Regions from separate parts of the Mus musculus genome. Here all the other regions are linked to region 3. A link is a loop called in an ENCODE intact Hi-C map of the cell type or tissue named here. Cell type or tissue: heart. All regions are shown on one strand.

Region 1 (8,000 bases), 410 kb after region 3:
GTATTATAAACATTGTTTCTGGATTCATCCTTAGCTTTTTGGGTCGGGATACAAACGAGGTAAAAAATGTTCCTTATTCCATACCTCACTTGCCATTCTGTTAGGAGAGATAGCTCCTTCCTCCTTCCTCGATGCTGATTCAACATTCAAAGGGGGAAAATTAGGAAGGTAGAGTTTGGATTTGGAAATAACTGAGTGGAGAAACTGAGTGTTCTCATAGGAAAAACATATGCACCCACCAAGGGGGCACCCGGATTTGAACCGGGGACCTCTTGATCTGCAGTCAAATGCTCTACCACTGAGCTATACCCCCTCTGGCGGTAAGAGGCTGCAAATTTCTTTTTACATGACTTGTTTGCTTTTCACCAAAACTTGTTTATTCATTTAGAACCAATAACGTTTTGCTAAATTGTATTGAATTTAAACAATAAAAAGATAAAAACAAAAAAAAAATCACCAATAATTTGAAACCGTGAATTTAAATTATGAATTTGCAGAACTGTCGCCTGCTCTCTGCAGAATCAATCACCACTTGGATCAGAACATTTGCTGAGATTTGTTTCCTAGCTTACAGACTGCCCAGATTCTTCTCATTAATTCATAGCGCACTCGGTGACCCCGTCAAGAGGCAGCACAAAGCTTCAACAAAACCAGATTCTGGCTTGCTATTAGTGTCCGAGAGGCAGACTAAAAATAAAGGCACAGTGAATTAACAAGTAAATACTCAGTAGTGAAAATGAGAAACTACACACACACATACATACGTACATACATACATACACACACATACGTACATGCATACACACATACGTACATACACACACATACATATATACATATACACACATACATACATACACACATACACACACGTATGTACATACACACACACACACGTACATACACACACACACACACACACACACACACACACACAAAATGATTGCGGTGGTGCCTGGGAGGAGTACTTAGCACTTAGGTGGGCTGAGACAGAAAGTTAAGAGTTCAAGCCTAGCCTTGTCTAGATAGCAAAACCCTGTCTATACGTGAATATACTAAAAGCAAGATTTTTAGGAAAGTACCACAGGGCCATTTCAAGTTGGATAAACATGGAAAGACAGGGATCCAGGCTGTCCTCCAACTCAGAGATCAGCCTCTGTCTTCCAAGTGCTGGGATTAAAGCATGCATCACCATAGCTGAGCTGTTACACATCTTCTTTCCTTCTTCTCGCTTCGTTCTTTCCTTCCTCCCTCTCTCCCTCCCTCCCTTCCTCTCCATTCCTCTTCCTTTTAAAGTTTGGAGACAGTCTCACTAGTTAGCCACAAAAGCCTGGAAATATTCACCATTTACCAGAGGAGTACCCCAGATCAGCATCCAGTACCAATGTGAGCCAGACTGGGGTTCAAACTCAGGAGTTCAGCATGAATTTTCCACCACTGTCCAAAAATCTGCACAGAGCAGACATTGGGTAGACACTGGGGACGGATGTTGAGAATACAGTTGGAGTTCAATTGGAAGGTCTGGTCCAAAAGTAGAATTCTGGTCATTTCCAATACTTTACTTGATAAGAAAGCTGTTATCAGCTGGGCTTGGTGGCACACACCTTTAATCCCAGCACTCAGGAGGCAGAGGCAGGCAGATCTCTGAGTTCTAGGCCAGCCTGGTCTACAGAGTGAGTTCCAGGACAGCCAGGGCTATACAGAGAAACCCTGTCTCAAAAACACCCACCCACCCCCCCCCAAAAAAAAAAGAAAGAAAGAAAGAAAAAAGAAAGCTGTTATCTCAAAAGTGTGCTGAGTTTGGCTCAATCAGAAAATTGACTTAACTTCTTTAGGTAGCTTAAAACTGGCAAGCTGTTTGCATTTCTTTTTTTTTTTTTTTTTTTTTTTTTTTTTGGCTTTTTCGAGACAGGGTTTCTCTGTGTAGCCCTGGCTGTCCTGGAACTCACTTTGTAGACCAGGGTGGCCTCGAACTCAGAACTCTGCTTGCCTCCCGAGTGCTGGGATTAAAGGCATGCGCCACCACGCCTGGCTGCTGTGTATTTCTAACACACAGAAAATGCTGGCAACCTTACCAATTGGTTCTTTATAGTTACTGTTTACCAGCACAGCACAGCACAACCTAGCACAGCACAGCCCAGCGCAGCGCAGCATCTGTTTTCTGCAGAAAGCTACTGGCAAGGTCTTCAGCTGAGAGAGGCAAGAGGAAGAGGGAAGAGTGTGGTAGACACAAGACAGGAGAAACTGTGGGATGGTCATGTTGGAAAGGAAAAAGATGAACATACTTGGGTGAAAGAGGCGTAGGGATGCTAAATAAAACATTTAGACATAGGCAGATTGGCACAGACAAGTGCTTTCCCCCAACTACCTCAGCCCAGCAGCTAGGTGTGATTGTGGAATGATATTATAATTCAAGTTACTTGGCCTTCAGATTGGCAAGGAAGCACAACCTAATGCTCTAGGTGAACCAGATAGTGCACCAAGCAAGGACTTCGGAGGACACAAAGAACACAGTGTGATCTCCCTGCTCAAGAAACACACAGTCCACCTAGAGGTGAGGTGGTCAGACGGCTCAGCGGGTACTTCCCGTGAAACCTGAAGACTTGAGTTCAACCCCTGGGAGCCACTTAGTGCAAGGAAAGATTCAGTTTCTGTAAGTTGTCCTCAGATTTAGACACACACACACACCTCTTCTCTCTCTCTCTCTCTCTCTCTCTCTCTCTCTCTCTCTCTCTCTCTCTCTCTCTCTCTCTCAATGTACTTTAAAATAGTGAACAAGATATGTGTTCCACATAAGAAGTACTCCAAAAGCAAAATGCAGAGAAGACATCTTAGACAGGTCTTTGATGATGAGAGCTATGAGCCCAAAGCTTTGTCCTGGGAGTTGAACTCAGAGCTGGGACATGCTCGGGGCATGCTCGGCCAGTGTTCTCATAGGCTTTTACTCAGAGGAGTGTAGTCTTCACCCCTACACAAGGAAACTTCTCTTTGCAACAGAGACCATTACAGAAAGCACTACCAATCCAAATGCAGCATTGTGGAGCCCAGTGCCAATGGATACGCGTACAAAACACCCCTGCACCTAAGACTCAGGAAACAATGTTGCAGAAGAGGAGATGGAAAGATTGTAAGAGCCGGAGGAGCGGGGAGTTTGCTGTGAGCTCATGTCTCCTTAGCAACATCAGAAGCTATACCCATAAAGACTCACCAATATGACCACCTAAATGTGAACTGAGCAAGGACACCCACCGGCAAGTACGCCAAGCTGAGTAGGAAAAAAAAAGCACTCAAGACCTCAACCATACACAGAGAACAAACAGCAGGAGTAAAGCTGGAGGCGGGAGGGGTGGACCTCCCCAGGGATGAACAAAGTAATGGGTTGGCCAGTTCAAAATGATAAGCCTAAAAACATGCATACATTGCATGGGCTGGACACAACAGGTTATATTTAGGAATTAAAATGTATGTACAAATACACACATGCATGCAATAATAATGGAAAAAGAGGCAAAAGAGTTTGAAATAGAGCAGGGAGGGAGTAAGAGAGGGTTAGGAGGGAAGGAAAGGAAGGACGAAAGGTTGTAACTAAGTAACAGTCTCAAAACTAAACAAATACACAAAACAACCCTGAGAAGTGAGCTCCAGGGTAACACAGCAGCAATCCCAGCACTTGGAAGACAGAGGCTGGAGGACCAAAAGTTCAAGTCCACAGTTTAAGGTCAACCTGGAATAAATAGGACCCTGTCTAGGAGAAAAAAAAAAAAAAAAGGCTCTGTACACCTTTAATTCTAGCAATTTCAAGAGGCAGAGACTGGCAGATCTCTATAGGGGCTAGCCTGGGCTACACATCTTGACCACACATCCTTGTGACTATTAGATAAACCCCTATGGAATGCAGGAATAAACCCCACCAATTGAAGGCTAAGAATGTCATCAGAAAGGATGGAGAGATGGCTCAGTGGTTAAGAGCACTGAGTTCAATTCCCAGAAACCACATGGTGCCTCACAACCATCTGTAATTAGAATCTGGCTCCCTCTTCTGGTGAATCTAAGAACAGCAACAGTTTTCACGGACTGTATTATGTATACTCACATAAATATAGTAAATAAATCTTTTTTTTAAAAAAAGGTTATCAGAAAACATTGCAGGCCTTTTCTTTTCTTTCTTTCTTTTTTGATTTTTCGAGACAGGGTTTCTCTGTGTAGCCCTGGCTGTCCTGGAACTCACTCTGTAGACCAGGCTAGCCTTGAAATCCGCCTGCCTTCTGCCTCCTGAGTGCTGGGATTAAAGGCATGTGCCACCAACACCTGGCTTGTTGTATTTCTATAAAAGCGTTATAGAATTGTTATCATATTGAACACATGGACACATGGCAAACAGAAGAACTGAAACTGTGTTCCCGGCCATGGTCTCTCGTGTTTGTCTCTTGAATACTCTCTCCTAATCCTTTTGAGGTCAGAATGATGTTGGCTTTTTTCACAGTTTAATTAAGGTGCTCAAAGTAGGGCCCCAAAGACAATGCCCCTTCCTCCCCTCCTCCCTCCCTCCCCTTCCTCCTTCCTTCCTTCCTTCCTTCCTTCTCATCCACTCCTCTTCAGTTTAACACTTGGGAACAGTCTCACTAGTTAGCCATCAAAGCCTGGGAAAATCTGCCATTCACCGGAGGAGTACCCCAGATCAGCATCCAGTACCAGCGTGGTCTCCCAGTGTCCAGCAGCCCAGCACTGTCTTAGGAGGCTGCTCTTTTCAAGGCGTCACATCTGGGATTCGGTTGAGCGGCCATATTTTGGTTCTGAGGTGGCAGGGTAGGATGGATGTATTGGATACCTTTTCTTTTGCTTTCAGAGCTTTGGCTGAAGGTATCCTTTCTGTTTGACAGCATCCTGGGTGTCTGACCTTTCTGTTTGTACACAGACATTTTCTCTTACTGCTCCTCCACTATCTAAGGCAATAAAGAAGAAAATGTTTGGAGAACCATAGCTACTTGGGACTCAATATGGTCTTATAAGTATGCTAATTCAACAGGCAAGTACTTTAAATAAATAGATAGATAGATAGATAGATAGATAGATAGATAGATAGATAAATAAATAAAGCCAGGCGGTGGTGGCACACACCTTTAGTCCCAGCACTCGGGAACAAAGGCAGGTGGATCTCTGACTTCAAGGCCAGGCTAGTCTAAAGAGTGAGTTCCAGGATAGCCAGGATACACAGAAAAACCCTGCCTCAAAAATAAATAAATAAGGAAATCTAACTAAAGACAACTTGGCTCTACAATTTCCTTAGTGGGAAGCATTTAATGTCAGTAAACTGGGTGTTAGGTATTTTGGGTTTTGGTCTTGTACAGTACACTTAAAGTCCTAGGCAATTTTTAAAAAATTATCTATGGGGACTGGAAAGATGGTTCATCAATTAAAAGCTCCTTGTTTCCATTTCAGAGGGCCCAAACACAGTTCCAGTATCCACATGGTGACTCATAGCCATCTGTAACTCCAATTCAGGGCCTCTGATGCCTCTTCTACCAGGTGCACATGTGGTACATATACATGCAAAGATAGGTACATATACATGCAAATGATAGAAATAAATCCATCTAAATATTGGTTTTGTTGTTTTGTTTGTTCATCACAGCCAATCTTTTGCTTCTTATGTGTTCCTTTTTCTTCCACCCTTCTCCACCTCTTTTTTTTTCACCCTTTCAACCCCCTAACACTAGATAAAAGAGGAAAAAAAAAGGATAAAGAGGGAAGGAAAGAAATCTCTGAGTAGCCGGGCGTGGTGGCACACACCTTTAATCCCAGAACTTGGGAGGCAGAGGCAGCGAATTTCTGAGTTCGAGGCCAGCCTGGTCCACAGAGTGAGTTCCAGGACAGCCAGGGCTATACAGAGAAACCCTGTCTCGGAAAAAAAAAAAAAAAAAGAAAGAAATCTTTGAGTAAAGTCAGAGGTCAAAAAGGGATGACATTATCATTAGATTGCTTCCTGCTGATTAATGATTTCAAGTTCTTATGGCAAGTTTGGGTTTTGTTTGTTTGTTTTCTGTTTGTTTGTTTAGATTTATTTACTTATATGAATACACTGTAGCTGTCTTCAGACACACCAGAAGAGGTCATCAGATGGTTGTGTACCACCATGTAGTTGGTGGGAATTGAACTCAGGACCCTTAGAAGGGCAGTTTGTGCTCTTTTTTTTTTTTTTTTTTTAAAGATTTATTTATTGATTATATGTAAGTACACTGTAGCTGTCCTCAGACACTCCAGAAGAGGGAGTCAGATCTCCTTATGGATGGTTGTGAGCTACCCTGTGGTTGCTGGGATTTGAACTCCTGACCTTCAGAAGAGCAGTCGGGTGCTCTTACCCACTGAGCCATCTCACCAGCCCCAGTTTGTGCTCTTAACCATTGAGACATCTCTCCAGTCTGGCAAGTTTGATCTTTACCATCAGGATATCCAATTTCTTCTTCTTTACACATGACTACTTAAAAAACCAACACCAACCAACACCAACCCACCCTGGTTCTCTGGGCCCTAGCATTTATATAACCTCTCAAAAGTTCCAGAATTCCAAAGATCACATGATCGCAGAAACTATCTGCACCTGGCAAAATTTTGCCATTTCCACCCCCCTCACTCCCTATCACCCCCACCAGAGCATGAGGCAAATCCTTGTCAGCTGCTGTGGACAATCTGAAGCTGCCCCATATCCCATACCTGCAGTTAAAACAAAAACATACGCTTATATTTCCGTGGGGTTTTTTGTTTGTTTGTTAAAGAAACAAAATTCCAAAATTGTCACTATGGTTTGCTGTTGTTGTTGTTGAGATAAGGTCTCACTGTGTAGCCTTGATTGGCCTGGAACTCATTATATAGGCCAGGCTGACTTCACAGAGATCTGTTTTTCCACCCAAGGGGATGTAAAGTTGTTCTTAAGTAAAATTCACTACAGCCAGCTACCGGAGGGATTAGAGGTGGGTGGGTTTTGACTTACCTGGTTTCCGGGTGGGGAAGAGAGAGGAGAGAGGAGACACCAGGAGAAGACATAGGAAGAGTGAAAGGAGGGCCAATGGACCATGAGCAGGTGGCTAGGAGAACCATCGAGTATCTGAGATACCACTGGTGAGGCAGCCAGGCCAGCAGTTAGAAAAGGAGATCAGGGGTGACCCCTCACCCCCAATAATTATCAAAGCCAAATAAAATAACCATAGTCTGAGTCTCAGTTATTTTTAAGCTAGTCAGGGACAAACTTAAATTGGTTGTAGGACAGGTCAGGAAAGTAGGGTGGTACTTTTTTAGGATTTGTTTGTTTGTTTGTTTGTTTTTCAAGACCAGGTTTCTCTGTGTAGCCCCGACTGTCTGACTGTCCTGGAACTCACTCTGTAGACCAAGCTGGCCTCGAACTCAGAAATCTGCCTGCCTCTCTGCCTCCCAAGCGCTGGAATTAAAGGCGTGCGCCACTACTGTCTGGCCTTTATTAGGGTCTTAACTATATTAACAATGGGTACCCAAGTTGCTCCCTCTTTTTTGCAGGAGATATATTTTGTTTGTTTGTTTGCTTGTTTGGTTTTTTGGTTTTTTGTTTTTCCCAAACAAGGTTCTTCTGTATAAGAGTCCAATCCTATCTGTCCTGGAACTCACTCTGTAGACCATGCTGACCTAAAAGTCACAGAGCTCTGCCTGCCTCTGCCTCCTGTGTGCTAGCATCCATGACCAGCTACATTTCTTTCTTTCTTTCCATCTTTCTTTTTTGACATTTTTTTTAACTTTAATTAAAAAAAAATTTTTTTTGAGATGGCTTTTCTGTGTAGCCCTGATTATCCTGGAACTTGCTATGTAGACGAGGCTGGCCTTGAACACCTACCAGCCTCAGCCTCCCGAGTGCTGGGACTAAAGGTGTGCACCGCTGTACTTTCTGGTCACAGTGTTACCATTGCAGCAATAAAAACCCTAAGAGAAGCAGGTACCATCCTAGTGGGGTATTGCTGTGACAGACCTGACCTTGT
Region 2 (8,000 bases), 170 kb after region 3:
TGGAACCGGAACACACACATATCTGATGGCTTGGGGGGGGGGGGGAATGGGGTCTTGGTTTGAATCAGTAATGTCCCACTTCAGCCTCCCACGTGCTAAGATTGCAGGTAGAAGGCACCATGCCTGCGTCTGAAGACTAGCTAGAATTATGTAATCCAGGCATCTTCTCCTGAATTTCTTGATCCTCCAGCATCGGTGCACCTCTCTAGTAGCTGAGACTACAGGTGTGCAGCACCATGCCTGCCTGGAAGAGGATAAAAACACCAGGCGTGGCCCGTAATAAAACACCAGGCATGGCCCACGGAGCATGCTGGGAACCTCATGCTATTTGGTCCCCTCAATAATTCAGACCATGTGCTGAACCCTTTGACAGATGAGGACACTGGGGTAGAGATGGTAAGTGGTTTGCTGGAAGTCATCCACTTTATACAGAACAACCCGCCCCTTTTACACTTAGGAAAACTGATGCCAATCGGAAATTAAATGATTTGTCTGGGATTACCAAGCAATCAGGGACCTAGACATCTTACTGCCCTGCCCTGTATCCCTCAGTGCCTTAAGCCACCATGATAGAAGACAGCCTGAGATGGCCTGGCCAGGAGCTCCAGGAATGGAGACAAGTAGGAATATTGAATTCAAGCCTTTGAAGCCTTATGCATACCCAGTGTCTGCCACCAGCCAGCAGCTGGCCTGGACCCCCTCCCCCAGTCTGTTTGCTGCGCTGCTGAACACAGCAGCTTTTTCGGGTGGCTGAGCTACTGACAGCAGGCTCCCAGCCTAGGGGCTGGGAACAGCTGGTGTCCCCACTGTGGCCTCTACCCTCCTCCCTGCCCGTTCTTGGGGATCTGGACCAGCCACACTGCTGGCCTGGGGATGCCCAGAAATCTGCTGCCGGTGCCATCTCTGACCTACACACATCCTTCTCTCTTCCCTCTGTCTCAACCTGAGATCTCCTAGTACACCCCACTTGGGTTCAAGGAAGATGCAGAAAGAAAAAGGTAGGAGCCAGAGATGGGGAAGCCTAAAAGGACAGGGTAATAGATGCTGGAGACGGGGGAGGGGGGTTGGGGGGACTCAGGCAGTGAGGCTCTTTTTTTTTTTTTTTTTTTTTTTATATTTATTTATTATATGTAAGTACACTGTAGCTGTCTTCAGACACTCCAGAAGAGGGCATCAGATCTCATTACGGGTGGTTGTGAGCCACCATGTGGTTGCTGGGATTTGAACTTTGGACCTTCGGAAGAGCAGTCGGGTGCTCTTATCCACTGAGCCATCTCACCAGCCCCCGGCAGTGAGGCTCTTTATGTAATCCCATCACATAGGTAGCCTAGTCCCCTCTCTTCAGTCTCCTGCATCCCTCAGTCCCCCAGGGCTTGGACCCCAAGGAAAGCAGTTGTGCACTTCTAGACTCAGTCTTCTGTTTTAAAGGGGGTGGCAGAACCCACCATCCCTGCCTCAGCTTCACTTATGCCACCAGGGAGGAGGCCAAAGCCAGCCTCACTTTCCCAGCCTGTCTCCAGCTCACAGCCTACACCCGTGGCTCTGCCGTGGCACTACTGAGTCATACCCACAGCTGGCAGCCCGAGCCAGACCTCCATGGTACTCATAACTAGACAATGTTGAGATTCTGGAAAGTCGCTGGAGCAACTTGGATAGCTGGATGCTGGCACACACCTTTAACCTCAGGACTCAGAGATGGAAGCAGGTGGATCTTGGAGTTCGGGGCCAGCATGATCTATAGGCTAAGTTTCAGGATAACCAGGGCTACACAGAGAAACCCTGTCTTGAAAACAAACAAACAAAAAGAAAGAATGAGTTGGCTTTTTTCAGGGTCTTTACCTAGGAGACAGTGAGTCCCTTGGAAAGATATATATAAATATTTCATAGGAATAGTTCTATACTTTCATTCTGTTTTGCTGTGTAGCTCCAGATGGCCTCAAACTTGGGAGCAGTCAGGCTCCGGAGTGACAGGATTATATGTACCACCATGCCTGGCCAGTCATATACTTTTTAAAAGATTTGTTTTTATTTATTTATTTTTATTATTTTTGTTTTTTTTTTTTTGAGACAGGGTTTCTCTGTATATCCCTGGCTGTCCTGGAACTCACTCTGTAGAGAACTCAGAAATCTGCCTTCCTCTGCCTCTGCTGGGATTAAAGGTGTGTGCCAGCACACCCGGCTTTGTTTTTATTTTTAATGTGTGTGTTCCTATGTGTGTGTGCTAGATATGAGTGGGTGCCAAGGAAGGGCAGACGGCATTAGGGCCAGAGTCACAGGTGGCTGGGACTGCCCAGTGTGCGCTCTGGGAATTGAAATCAATCGAGTCCTCAGGAGTAGCAGCAAACGCTCTAAACAGCTACCCATCTCTCCAGCCCCAAGTCGTGTACTCTTGAATGAAAGGGCCCATTGTGAGGGGCTGGAGGGGCTAAGGAGGTTGGAGCTGGGGCTGGAACTCATGCTAAGAACATCCTATGCTGCAAAGCTATACTTCAGGGCTAAGTTGATTGGATTTCCAGGGCCTGGAGTGGATTCAACAGTTATCTTTCTTTTCTTTTTTCTTTCCTCCTTCCTTCTTTTTCTTTCTTTATTTTTCTTTTTTTTCTTTTTTCGAGACAGGGTTTCTCTGTATAGCCCTGGCTATCCTGGAACTCACTTTGTAGACCTCGCTAAAGACTAGGTTTTCCGTGCCAGAGGGGGCTGCTTAGGCTCCCAGCCTTAGGACCTGAGCCAGTCAGTAAGCAGCACTCTCCAATGGTCTCTGCTTCCATTGTAGGCTGGCCTCGAACTCAGAAATCTGCCTGCCTCTGCCTCCCGAGTGCTGGGATTAAAGGCGTGCGCCACCACGCCTGGCTCTTTCTTTTAAAGATTTATTTATTTACTTTTATGTATATGAGGTCACCACATCAGAAGAGGGCATCTGATCCCATTACAGATGGTTATGAGCCACCATGTGGTTGCTGGGAACTGAACTCAGGATCTCTCCAAGAGCAGCCAATGCTCTTAACCGCTGAGCCCTCTTTCCAGCCCTATTTAGGGAGGCCTGATGCTTGAAGTTCTCTGAAAATTAGACTCCCTTCATGTATTTTCTTGTCAAAGTGTCAGAGCCGGTGATAGGAGAGGTGTTCCTTCCAGGTCTGGGGTGGCTGTCAGGAGAAAATAACAGTGGGATAACAGAAAAGAACAGTAGGATAGCTCAGTGGCAGAGCATTGTCTGTCATGAGTGGTTTTTTGAGAACCCTCAGCCCATCCATCACTTCCTGTATCTTTCCTAGTTTGCTTCTCTGTCTGTCACTGTGTGAAAATGACCTAAAACAACTTGGACGAGGACAGGGTTTATTTGGGTTACAGGTTACAGCTGAGGAAAACCAGGGCAGGAACTCAAGGTCGAAAACCTGGGGTTGGGAATGGAAGCAGAGACCATTGGAGAGTGCTGCTTACTGACTGGCTCAGGTCCTAAGGCTGGGAGCCTAAGCAGCCCCCTCTGGCACGGAAAACCTAGTCTTTAGCGAGCCATTGTTTTGTAGTCAGTGGTGGAAGCCTGGAATTGCTGTAGCGCAGCCTAAGTTAACTTGGTGGCACAAGAGAAGATCAATTAGACAAAGGAGTAATTGTCCTTCTCCTGTGGCCCTTCTTTATCTGGACCCTTGGCGGGTGTGTCTTCCTAACATTTATTAAGGCAATGCGAATTCCTCAGGTGAGGCTCCCTACTCAGTTGATTCTAATTTGTGGCAAGTTGACATTAAAACAAACTGCCATAGGGCTGGGGAGATGGCTCAGATGTTGCTTTTCCAGAGGACCCAGGTTCATTTCCCAGCTGCCAATTCCCAATATGGCAGCTCACAACTATTTATAATTCCAGTTCCAGAATGTCTGGTATCTTCACACAGACATCCACTCCATGTACGCAAAACATCAACGCAAGTAAGTCCTCATCTATAATGAGATCTGACTCCCTCTTCTGGAGTGTCAGAAGACAGCTACAGTGTACTTACATATAATAAATCAATCTTTAAAAAAAAAAAAAAATTTAAATAAACATTTTAACCTTTCAAAATCACCCAATGTCAACCAAACAAAAAGCCGGAGAAGCTGGAGTATACAAACCAGCAGTGAACGAACAGCGCCATCTCCTGGCTCAGAATGGAACCGTGACTATTATGCTTGGATCACTGCAGTCCCCTTCTGTGGTCCCTGTCTGGGATAGGGTGGTCTCTAAACTTTCCCCTCAGTTGAGCTGGACTTATGTCCAGGCTAAGCTGAGAGCTTGGCCGAGGACACTCCTTTTCTCCAGGCCTTGGAAGCTTTGCCATTAGGAAAAGTCTTATAGGAAGAGCCCATGGTAGCAAAGGCAGAAATAACTCCCCTGTGCCAGGCCTTGTACCTAGCCACATAGGAAGGTGTTGTTTCTGAGTCTGGTCTTAGAGCCTTCTACCACCTGCTTTCTTCCAGGCCCAGAACTGGATAAAGCAGAGCCCTGGGGTCTACCGGCCCTTGTGCCTCTATACACCTGCCTCCTCCACCTCATTCTTTCCACTGCTTCCTTGAAAGGCCCTGCTACTGAGGACACAACTTACCCTGGTAATCCAAGTGTAACTCAGAGCCGACCTGTCACCAGACATGTTAAACCATCACACAGCATCCTCCTTGTTCATCCATGCTCCTCTCAGTGATTGACAAAATGGACGTGATTGACCCTACTTCATTATAGTGTCAAGTCTACAGGGTCAATGTACTCAGCTCACAGCAATTATTAAAAACCTTATAAACAGCAGCTAACAGGGTAAGTACAGGCTGGAGATGGCTCAGCAGTTAACAGCACTGACTGCTCTTCTAGAGTTCAATTCCCAGTAACCACATAGTGGCTCACAACCATCTGCAATGAAATTGGATGCCCTCTTCTGGTGTAAATGAGGAGCACTCATATACATAAATCTTAAACAAACCCAGCCAGGCAGTGGTGGCGCATGCCTTTAATCCCAGCACTTGGGGGGCAGGGGCAGGCAGATTTCTGAGTTTGAGGCCAAGCCTGGTCTACAGCGTGAGTTCCAGGACAGCCAGGGCTACATAACCAACAACCACTCAGTCAATGCTTCATGAGATGCTAAGGCAGGTTGGTCTCAAGCATCTGAGCACACAGGCTGCTTGATGGACTCAGCCACTCTAGAGAACAGAAACATCACTTATGGCTACAAGAAATAGGTGACCCTTCAGTAAGTCCCAATACCACCCTGAAGTCTAGGCTGACATCCCAGGGTCCCGTGGCCAGCTCTCATTAAGACACAGCAGCCAAAACTGCTAAACAAGAGGGCAACAGACAAAGGCTTGTTTTATTTTAAAGACTGATCCACATGAGGCCACAGCCAGGCCGCTATGTACAGACACGAGGGAAGCTTTATTTCTTGGTCTCCTCCTCCTTGGACAGAGTCTTGATGATCTCTTCCTTCTTGGCCTGGAGGCGCTCCTCCCGGCGCTTTCGTGCTTCCTTGGTCTTAGACCTGCGAGCCTCAGCCTGGTCACTGGTGCAAGAAAGAGAAAGAGAGTCAGTCTGGGCACAGATGAATAGCTGGAAAGAGGCACACCCCAGACCTCTAAACCCTTGGAGCCACATCAGCCCAAAGAATAGCAGCAGTTCCTGCTTCACCTAGATAGGTGAGGATGGGCAGGTGGTAGGTTTTTTTATTAAATAACATTTTTTAAAAAGTATTTACTTATTTAATGTACATAAGTACACTGCTGCTATCTTCAGACACACCAGAAGAGGGCAGAGGGCATCAGAACACATTACAGATGGCTGTGAGCCACCGTGTGGTTGCTGGGAATTGAACTCAGGACCTCTGGAAGAGCAGCCAGGGCTCTTAGCCTGAGCCATCTCTCCAGCCCCAAGATCCATCTTGAACTTACGCCAGGAGCTTCTTGCGGGCCTTGTCTGCCTTCAGCTTGTGGATGTGCTCCATGAGGATGCGCTTGTTTTTGAACACATTCCCTTTGACCTTCAGGTACAGGCTGTGATACCTGCAGGAGACAGTGTAACTCTGGTTAACAGTGGGACATGTGGGTTTGTTCCTCTCCCCAAGGTCACTAAGTCTGTTATTACAGGGACTCCAGTCCCCAAAGGCTTTGGGGGCAGCTCCTACACACTACCTGCCTGGCCAATTTAAATCTTAGGCTACTGATAGCATAAGGGGAAAATAACCCACTTCTCTGGCGGATTCCCTGTTCAAACTGAGACAGAGATGGATGAAAAGACAAAGCCATAAAAGTGGGAGCTTACATATGGCGGTCAATCTTCTTGGATTCCCGGTATCTCCTGAGAAGCCGGCGCAGGATCCTCATCCTTCTCATCCAGGTCACCTTCTCAGGCATCCGAGCATTGGCAGTACCCTTCCTCTTCCCTGAGCAAGAATTAGAATCGAGACTCTTTAAGTTTTAAGTTACTCACCAGAGGCAACTGAGCTGTCTTCCCCTCACCTGTCTTTCATTTTAAGAAATATTAGGTCCATCCAAACACTTAATTTCTGTTACCTACTGAGTCAAGAGAAGACAAACAGCAGAGACGGATGGATGGCTCTGCACAGGTCAGAGCTGTATAGAGGACAGTCTCAATAAACACAGACATTAACAACTAATTTCTCCTTTCAGGGCTGGGGACAGCACTAAAGCGGGTCTTGAAATTGAGATCCACCAGCTTTAGCACAAACTCTCACTCTATGAGCCATGAGGCTGTGGCAGGACAAAGGGTAGTATGTATGACCCCCTATCCTGTAAACAACAATGGCCCTACAAGTCATTTCCCCAAACAGGTGGGCCACGAGAGCTGGGACCAAACTTCACATCCCCTGCATGATCATCAGTAAGCGTACCCCAACTTCCTAGCCACCCCTTTCAATCCCATTTAAAAACATCCAGTAAGCTGGGCAGTGGTGGTGCACGCCTTTAATCCCAGCACTCGGGAGGCAGAGGCAGGCAGATTTCTGAGTTCAAGGCCAGCCTGGTCTACAGAGTGAGTTCCAGCACAGCCAGGGCTACAGAGAAACCCTGTCTTGAAAAAAAACAAAAAACAAAAAACACCCAGTAGAATCCCCAGCATAAGCAGAATGTAGGGACTTAATGCTGACATCTTTTCCCACCAACAAACTCAGCACTAGTGCCAACTTGTATCCATGCAAAAGAAGATAGTTACCACCCAGCAACTGCACAAGATGGGAGAAAAAATATCACCAGTGTGAATGTAGAGCCGGACCGGTCTTAAGCTTGCTGACAAGTGCTCTACCCAGTGTACCCATCTAAGAGGCAGAGTGAAAGGCTAGACCATTCTCACCTATGCCCATATGCCTGCCCTTCCGTCGGGCCAGGGTGTTTTTCCGGCAACGAGCCCGGGAATGGACAGTCACAGGCTTGCGGATGATCAGCCCATCCTTGATCAGCTTCCTGATCTGCTGACCTGGGAAGGCACAACACACCCGTTAGTAAAGTGCCAGCCACAAAAGTCAAGCTCTTACCCTTGACCCAACATCCTGAAAAGGAGATGAAATCCTGGAATACTTATTTTAAAAAGAACATTTACCTCGTAAATATTTCATAGCATATTGGTGTATCTGAAATGCAGTTTAACAAAGTACTTGGTCTGATACTAACAAGGCTTGCTTCTGTCTTGAAACCTCATCCAACATCCTCCAGTCTTTAAATATCAAAAACTTCCACGGGACATAAAATACTCACTTTACTCATAAATTATTAATGTAACACGAGATGGTTGCACCCTATAAACTATTTCTATATACAATGATATATGTATAAGACATACATACTTATCTCCTTATAGGTAGATAGTGAGTGAGGGTGACAGATCATACTCACGGGAGTTGGCATTGGCGATTTCATTGGTCTCATTGGGATCCAACCAGACCTTCTTTTTCCCGCAGCGGAGGACACTAGAGGCAAGCCTCTTCTGTAGCCTGAGCATACTGGGTACACAGAAAGCACTAGTAAGCCCTGGAAGC
Region 3 (8,000 bases):
CTGAGGACTGAACCATTTGCTAAGGGAACAGACTACTACTGATCTTTATTACCAGCCCTGACACCTCATAGTTTTACTTTTTAGTGTTCTGAGACAAGAACTTATTACATAGACTAAGCTAGCTTAATAGTCATGATCATCTTGTCTTAGTCTACTGATGCTGATACTAATGGTCTTACTCAGTTCCATTAATACAAAAATGATTTCCAATCAACTTTTTTTTTTTAAGATTTATTTTTATTATATGTAAGTACACTGTAGCTGTCTTCAGACACTCCAGAAGAGGGAGTCAGATCTCATTACGGATGGTTGTGAGCCACCATGTGGTTGCTGGGATTTGAACTTTGGACCTCTGGAAGAGCAGTCAGGTGCTCTTACCCACTGAGCCATCTCACCAGCCCTCCAATCAACTTTTTAGTAAGGTGAATAACTGCATGTACAAATAAACTTGTTTGTTTCGTTTTTAAATGTAGGATCTTACTGTGTAGCTATGGCCGGCCTAAAATTTGATATGCAGATGAGGTTGGCCTCAAACTATGCCTGCTTACAGTCAATGTTAACTGCTAAACCATTGTTTTCAATCCCACAAATAAAATTTTTATGAGGAATGACTGTGAAATAAAATCTGGGAATCTATAAAAACAGATTATAGATGGTGTGAGCCACCACGGCCCGAAACGTAAAATAGGAGTTTAAGTGAGACCTTTTGTTTTGAAAGGTTTTTTACCAGGCAGTGGTGGCTCATACCTTTAAATCCCAGCACTTGGGAGGCAGAGGCAGGCAGATTTCTGAGTTTGAGGCCAGCCAGGTCTACAGAGTTAATTCCAGGACAGGAGGACTACAAAGAGAAACCCTGTCTCAAAAACACCTCCCCTCCTCCCCCCCAAAAAAATCCTGTTTTAGCCTTTTATATTTCTATACTCAACAGTAAAATTTTTTTCAAGTAGCTTTAATGTTCATACTCTTAAGAAAACAAATATTCTGCTTAATATACTAGCTCATGTCTGTAATCCCAACAATTAAGAGGTTAAGGCAGGATTACTAGAAATTTCAGGTCAGTTTGAAGCCAGCACAGGCTAAATAGTAAATTTCAGGTTATCCTACATTACAGTGTGAAACCCTGTCTAAAAAGCACAAACTAAACTCTGAGAGAACTTTTTAGATTCCCTTTAAAACTATGCAACATTATAAACTGTATTTATGACTTATGCACTCCACTATGCATAAACCTTACCTCTCCAAAAACTACTTAACTCTAAGAAATGGTATACATGCTGAATGCTTACAAAGTATACTGATTGCTACAACTTTGAGATGAATCTAAACAAAAGATGGACTAATGGAATTAAAGAAAATGTCACAAATTACAGAATTTAGGTGTTAGATACATGTTTATAAACTTCAACCTATTAAATTTTTTAATACTAGAATGAGAAAACACTAAGAAAACTTAAGCACTGTAGTTAGGCAAATCCACTTTAGTTGTAAGTTCAAGCCAGTGATATATATACTGATTTATAAAACATATGCATGAGTTATTTTCTCTGTCAGTGGCATTCACTTATAAAATGTACTGAGTCATACTATGTATATGGCACATTATTTATCATGCTTCATTATTTACTAATCTTCACAAGAGCCTTGAAGTAGGTAGTTTTTATTCCTATCTTCCAAATGAAGAAACTCTGGTATGGAAAAATTAAATAATTTGCCGTAGTTCACAAAAAAAAGTATTAAGATTCTACTCAGATAATATACAGCTCCTGTTCTGTTGTTGTGGACAGAGATGGGTCTATACATGAGACAGGATAGATAATTTCATAGATAATTTCAAATTAACAATCTTTCTTACAAAAATAGCAAGCCGAAGGCATTATTAGCACATATTTCAAAGAAAATTTTGAAAACTACCAGTGTTTCAACACTAAGTAAGTGGTCAACATTGGTACTGTAAACAAATCTCAATCACTTTTTGCTAAACTCTATCAAAAAGTACTCTCGTTATCTTAATTTTCACTTAACAGTTAAAAGACAGGACTTTTCAGAAGTAAAACAGTGATAACTATAGACTTGGGAACATGGTAGACAAAATTGATTACGATAACTTATGCAAACAGTAGAAACGAAAATTTGTAACTTCTTAAAATTCTCTTGTGAGTTCCAATAAAGTTTAAGCACTGGTATCAACACGACTTACAAAATTTTAAGACAAAGCAACAAACAGCTAAACGAGTTCTGAAGACTATGCACCCGCTAGGTAGAAGCAAGTTCTCACAGCTGAAAGTTCTCCATTACTGCAAAGTACCTTACCTACCTTGCTTGAATAGTTGGAGGCACTTGGAATGTTTACTTCTCAATTGGGCGAGGGGAAAGCCAAACTTACCTAAATGACTTGTCAAAGAAGAACACTGAAAGCTTTAACAAAATGTTAAAGACTCATTTTCAATTCCTCCCAACCGACCCTACCTTAGGAAGGACAGACAACAGCTCACCTGGGGAGTGGACTCCGACTCAGAGACCTCTTGCTCAGGAAAGGGCTGCTTGATCGCCTTCGGCCATAGGGGCTGGGTGATCTCCCGCTGTAAGAGCCGCTCCTTTCATAGCTGGAGGACCGTCTCCGGCTATAGGGACTCACAGACCTCTGTCGTCGGCTGTAAGGACTGGGTGACCGAGTGCTGGACTGGTAAGCAGAAGGCTCTTTGTAAGGTGGGCTGATTGACTGCCTTCTTGAGGTACTTCCAGGACTCTTCTTGTAGGAGTCATAGTTGCTAGAAGTGTGAGACCTTGGGGGGCTAAGATCGTAGTCTTGGCCATAAGAAGCTCCGGAAGGGCTGTCATCTTGCTTGGAACTGTCAGACCATTTCCTATGGGGACTCCTGGATCTCCGTTTAGGGCTAGCCACGGTTTTGTAACTTTTGGGTGTTTCCCTTTTCCGATGACTTTTACTCCGGTCCTTGTATCCAGACTTTAACTCTCGCTCTTTGCGGGTCTTCTCCTTGTGCATTTTGGACGACCTGGATTCCTTGCTGCCGCTTTTGGATAGCTGGGCCTTCCCATAATCATCACTCCCCTCCACGGACCGTTTGGAACTGCCCGATACCCGGTCCTTCATAGATCCAGATTTGGAGACTTCCTGATTTTTTTCCTTTTCCGTCTGTTTAGTTTTTAGCAAGTCTCGGGACCGCCGGTGCTGGTGGTGACGATGTCGGTGCAGGCGATCGCTCCGATCCGTTCCCCGACGTTCCTCGTTCTCCCTCCGGTCTGATTTGAAGGCCGTGTCATCGGAGAAGGTGTCTGAATCAGAGCTGATGTCATCGTACTCCACCAGTGGTTTGATTATGGTACCCAAAGATGCCGCTTCGGGGGTCACCAGCCCCACGTCTTTGGAGTGCTTGGACTTATGCCGCTTGTGCTTCGACACCAAGCGGTGACGCTCCCTGCTGTTGGAGCTGCCACCTCCCGATGACGGCTGCGAAGTTCCAGAAGCTCCTCCGCTCCCGTCCTTCTTGCCCCCATGTCTCTCGGAATTGGGCATTCCCTTTCCCCGGGCCTGAAGCAGGGGAAAAAGTTCCCCGGCGCTCCAAAAAGCCCCACCCTCCCCCCCAGCCCCGACTCCACGCCCCCCGAAGAGCCCCTAGACGGGGGTGGGGAGGGCAGGGACCGCAGGCGAGGCTCCTCCTCCCTCTCGCCGCCTCAGCGCCCTCCTACATGAGGTGGGGGGTGAAGGAGAGAGGGAAGAAACCAAGAGTTCCTCGGCACGGGAGGAGCGCGACGCCGGGAGCTGCTCGAGTCCGCCCCTCACGGCCGCCCACCCCCGCCGAGCCGATATTCGGGCCCGCGAGCCCTGGCGCTCAAGGAAGTAGGAAGGCGTCCGCCGGAGCCTGTGGGGCCGACGGCGGCTCTGGAGCCCCGGGAGGACTACGCAGGCCCTTCCCCTACCCGGTCGCCCGGCTCGGGGCGGCTGGCTTCCTGTCGCCAGGCCTCCGCGGCCTAGGTTGCCTCAGCTCCCCCCCTTTGTCCCTCGTGCCTGAGGGAGCCCCCTTCGCTAGCCTCCGCCTCACACCGACACCTCACAGCCACATCTCACTCCCTCGCCCAGACTCACTCACACACTAGATTAAACCGAAACGGCACTAGAGGGGGAGGGGGAGGGGCGAATGCCGCAAGTATCGCGAGACTCCGCTGGACTCCCGCGATACTTGGCGCTTCCCTTTTCACCTCGACACATTCCTTCACCAGAAAACGCGAGAACGGGACCCAAGCCGCAAACGCAGCCCGTTAGATTCTCGCGATACTTTTCCAACTCCCCCTTTTGGGGGGCTTTATAGGAGCGGAAGTTGCGGAGATTACCTTTAAAATTTAAACCTAAATGGTAATTCTTTGATTAAATATCCCCAGGTTCCGGTGGGGATGGGTCTTAGCACAGCTTGTAAGAAGTCTTTTGATTTAATAGGGTTTAAAAAAAAAAAAAAAAACAAGGGACAAGTGAACATTGGGGACATTACAGCGCAAGTTTGAATATTGGGGATTCTGGTAGGGCTTGGGTTTCTGAGACAGGGTTTCTCTGAGTAGCCTTGGCTGTCCTGGAACTCACTCTGTAGACCAGGCTGGCCTCGAACTCAGAAATCCGCCTGCCTCTGCCTCCGGAGTGCTGCGATTAAGGGCATGGAGCACGCACCACCACCGCCCTGCTTTAAGTCTGAATGTGCAAACAACGCTTGGTACTGCGGAATTTGCTGAGTTTAGGCGTTTTGCATTCATTTTCTCTGCCCTCACACCCATGGGACACTGTCCTCATTGCGAATTTACAGGCAAGGACTCCCGGATTCAGGGGGGCTAGTCAGTAGAAAGGTTAGAGTGCCAAAGTTGGGGGAAATGTCAGGATGTCTTACAGCACGTTCTTAGTAACCCAGGCTGGACTCCCAGTTGTGGCTATTCAGCCTCAGCCGTTTCTCGACTGCTGGGATGTTTTACCATAACAAACGTCCAGTTTCTACAAACAGAGAAGACAATGAGACTCGGGGAAAAAAACGTGTCTAAGCCTATGTGCACTACCTTCAGGAAGTGCCAGTTGTAACGTCTCCTGGAAGTATTTTTCTTTTTATTTCTTTTTTTTTTTTTTGGCTTTTCGAGACGGTTTCTGTGTACCACTACCGCCAGGCTCTGGAAGTATTTCTTTTATACTACATTTTAGGGTGGATAAGATTCTAAGCTGGTCGTTGCCACACGCCTTTAATCCCAGCACTTGAGAGGCAAGGTAGGCAGAGGTAGGCGGATTTCTGAGTTCAAGGCCAGCCTGGTCTACAAAGTGAGTTCCAGGATAGCCAAGGCTATACAGAGAAACCCTGACTCGAAAAACAAAACAAAAATTCTACCCTAGGACATCTTATGTCCAAATTTTCATTTTTCCTTCCTTTTCCTTTTTCCTTTTCTTCCCTCATCTTGCCTACTCTCTCAGAGAAGTTCTCCAGTTAGCCTGGAGCTCACATTTGATGCCTAAGCATCAAAACACCACACAGGAGTTTAATAGGCGAGTGATGGCATGTGGGACTGTCAAAAATTTGAAGACAAAATTTGTAAACTCTGTGAATTTTCACAACCAGTGAGAAGAGTGTCTGTGAGAATAAAAAATGCTCTTGAGCGGGGCAGTGGTGGCACACCTTTAATCTTAGCACTTGGGAGGCAGACAGATTAATGAGTTCAGGGCCAGCCTGGCTTACAGAGTGAGTTCCAGGACAACCAGGGCTACACAAACTCTCGATAATAAAATGGGGAAAAAAATGAATTGCTTTATGTTGCAAAAAAATTGTGAACTCAATGATTCCAGGCATGCTTCAATTGCTTGGTCTGCAGGGCCTCCAGGGTAGGCGTCAGAGCTCTGGGTCGACAGTCCCTTGCCTACAAATTCCACTACAAAGCAGGTCAGAAAGTTGCTGTTCAGATTATACAGCTAGGAACTTAACAGGCCTGGGGAGACAGTTCTTGTAGAGCCATGGAGCTGGCTGGGCGGTTAAGAGGACTGGTTGGGTGCTCTCGAGAGGACCCAGGTTCAATTCCCAGCATGCAGGTTGCAGCTTACAACTCCAGTTCTGAGGATCCAACACCCCTCCACAGATGATGCCTCTAGGCAAAACATCAGTGCAATTACAACAAAAATAAGCCTTAAGAAAGTTAAAGGACAGATTATACAGGAAGTTTAACTAATGTTACAATAACTACCTCGACACACAAATGAAGTTAACAATTTAGGTTTTTGATGGTAGGGTACCAATTTTGAGTCAGTCTCTCTCTCACTCTCTCTCTCTCTCTCTCTCTCTCTCTCTCTCTCTCTCTGTGTAACTCAGACTGACCTGAAAACTCAGACTGACCTGAAGCTCTCGTCAAAGTTAAAGCTGACCATTGTGCCACCCACCGGCTTGCCTCTGTCCCCCACCCCTGTGCTGATGTTAAAGACCTCTCTGGGCCTTCTTTTGTTTTTATTTTGAGACAGTATCTCAATGACTCTAAGGAGGCCTGGAGCCCAGGAGATAGATAGAGTCTGTGGTCTTGAGGCTCCCGATTCTTGCTTCCATCTCCCTTATGCTAAAATAACAGGTGTGTACCACTAAGTCAGGCTACAGACTCTTTGTGTGTGTGTATACCTTGAATAGTGTTCTATTCCAGTGATGTTAAACATGTATCTTTCTTCCTAGTGTGCCTTTTAATTGTTTTTGAGAACAGGTCTTACTTTGTGACCTTGGCTAACCTGGAATTCAATATATAAAGTTGGCCCAGAATTTACAGAGATTTGCCTGCCTCTGCCTCCCAAGTGCTGGTATTAGTTTGTGCCACCATAACCAGCTAATTTTTTTAGTTTTAGACTAAGTCCCATATTACTCAAGCTGGCCTCAAACTTGTAGACTTATAAGCTTTGTAACTTGTATGTTTTCCTATAACTAAGGTTAGTATACATGTTTCTGTTCATTTGTGCAGAAAGTTTCCATGAGAAAGTGTTAGGTCTCAAACCCCAGGACAAATGACTCAGCAGGTGCCTATTTAACAAGTGAAAGGGTCTCTCTCAGTTGCTACCTGTGTCACTTTGCACCCCAAATCCTATCCTCAACCTCTCCAGCCCCTGAATCTCACTGTCTTTCCCCAGCTGTTCTTCCCTATGTAACCCCACCATTTTGGTGACACAGTTCTTTTTATCTCCTTGCCTCTTGGCTGCCCACTCTTGGTTCCCACTCTCCTAGTCTCTTGGCTTCTGGCTTACCCCTCTCCCCTCCACTTCTCTTGACATAGCCCAGTTCAGTCTGCTGGTCACGTTCTCTCTGGACTCTAATTGGTTGAGGTTTTTACTTTAGATATAAGAGAGAGCATGGGCAGAGGTAGAGACATCGGTGAGAGTCCAGAGTGAACCTGGCCATGAGAGGAGGGGAGGGAAGTGAGAGAGAAAGCAAGAGGAACCAAGGGCCAAGAGGCCAGGAACAAGCCAGAGAGACCTTGTTGAACAAGCTGGCCTCAAACTCAAAGAGATCCACCTGCCTCTGCCTCCCAAACACTGAGATTATAGGCTTGTGCTGCCAAGCCCAGCTTAGATTCATATATCATTTACGACATGAAATATCTAGGATATCACACTCAAAATATTTAAGCTGAATATGCTGCCTATCCCTGTTTCCCAGCACTTAGGAGATGAAGGCAGATTCAGAATTCAGGCCTACATTGGCTGGAGGAGACCCTGCCAAAAACAGAAGGAAAAAAAAATCGATGTGAAACTCAAATTAGCATTCCAAATTCTATCTAGAAACTCCGACAACTTAATAACCAACACGTGCCTGGATACCCGATGTACTAGTATAACAGAGCCCCAGACCTTAGCACAACTCACGTGTTGGAAATGCCATAGAACTCAGCAGGTAGAGAGCATCACCCAGCAAAAACAAAACCTAAGTCATCAAAGTCTATAGTTTTGGGACAACCTCTAAATGACCTACTGACCTCGTTCATGACTTCTGCAG

The links. A loop is a pair of places that touch in the nucleus more often than their neighbours do. Peaks named below come from ENCODE experiments on the same cell type or tissue, not always from the same donor. Only the 100,000 strongest peaks of a DNase experiment are listed, where the experiment ranks them.
Region 1: it touches region 3 in a loop (1.9-fold over the local background); 2 of 42 quality-filtered maps call a loop at or near these places.
Region 2: a loop joins it to region 3, with 5 times the contacts of the local background. A loop is called at or near these places in 10 of 42 quality-filtered maps.

What each region holds. Positions count from the first base shown.
Region 1 is chr11:97,789,385-97,797,384 of GRCm38, reverse strand. n-TCgca56 (a tRNA gene) reads right to left here and starts at 313; the gene lies at 242-313. In heart, CTCF peaks have their summits at 326 and 4,037 (motif pointing left); a DNase peak (open chromatin) is centred at 277; H3K27me3 peaks cover 282 bases.
Region 2 is chr11:98,027,787-98,035,786 of GRCm38, reverse strand. It overlaps Rpl19 (ribosomal protein L19), which reads right to left. Exons shown (of 6, transcript NM_009078.2): 2 at 7,858-7,964; 3 at 7,319-7,441; 4 at 6,272-6,392; 5 at 5,902-6,012; 6 at 5,294-5,516. The coding sequence ends at 5,393. Among named protein-coding and RNA genes, the nearest start is that of Rpl19, 4.9 kb to the right of the region's middle. In heart, a CTCF peak has its summit at 4,132 (motif pointing left); a DNase peak (open chromatin) is centred at 4,139; H3K4me3 peaks cover 604 bases; H3K27ac peaks cover 223 bases; H3K27me3 peaks cover 1,108 bases.
Region 3 is chr11:98,198,903-98,206,902 of GRCm38, reverse strand. It overlaps Cdk12 (cyclin-dependent kinase 12), which reads right to left and starts at 3,598. Exons shown (of 14, transcript NM_001109626.1): 1 at 2,493-3,598. The coding sequence starts at 3,535. It overlaps Gm38963 (a long non-coding RNA gene), which reads left to right and starts at 4,273. Exons shown (of 4, transcript XR_880193.2): 1 at 4,273-4,372. In heart, no CTCF peak of the experiment used is centred here; DNase peaks (open chromatin) are centred at 2,532, 3,702, 4,172 and 4,782; H3K4me3 peaks cover 4,756 bases; H3K27ac peaks cover 2,753 bases.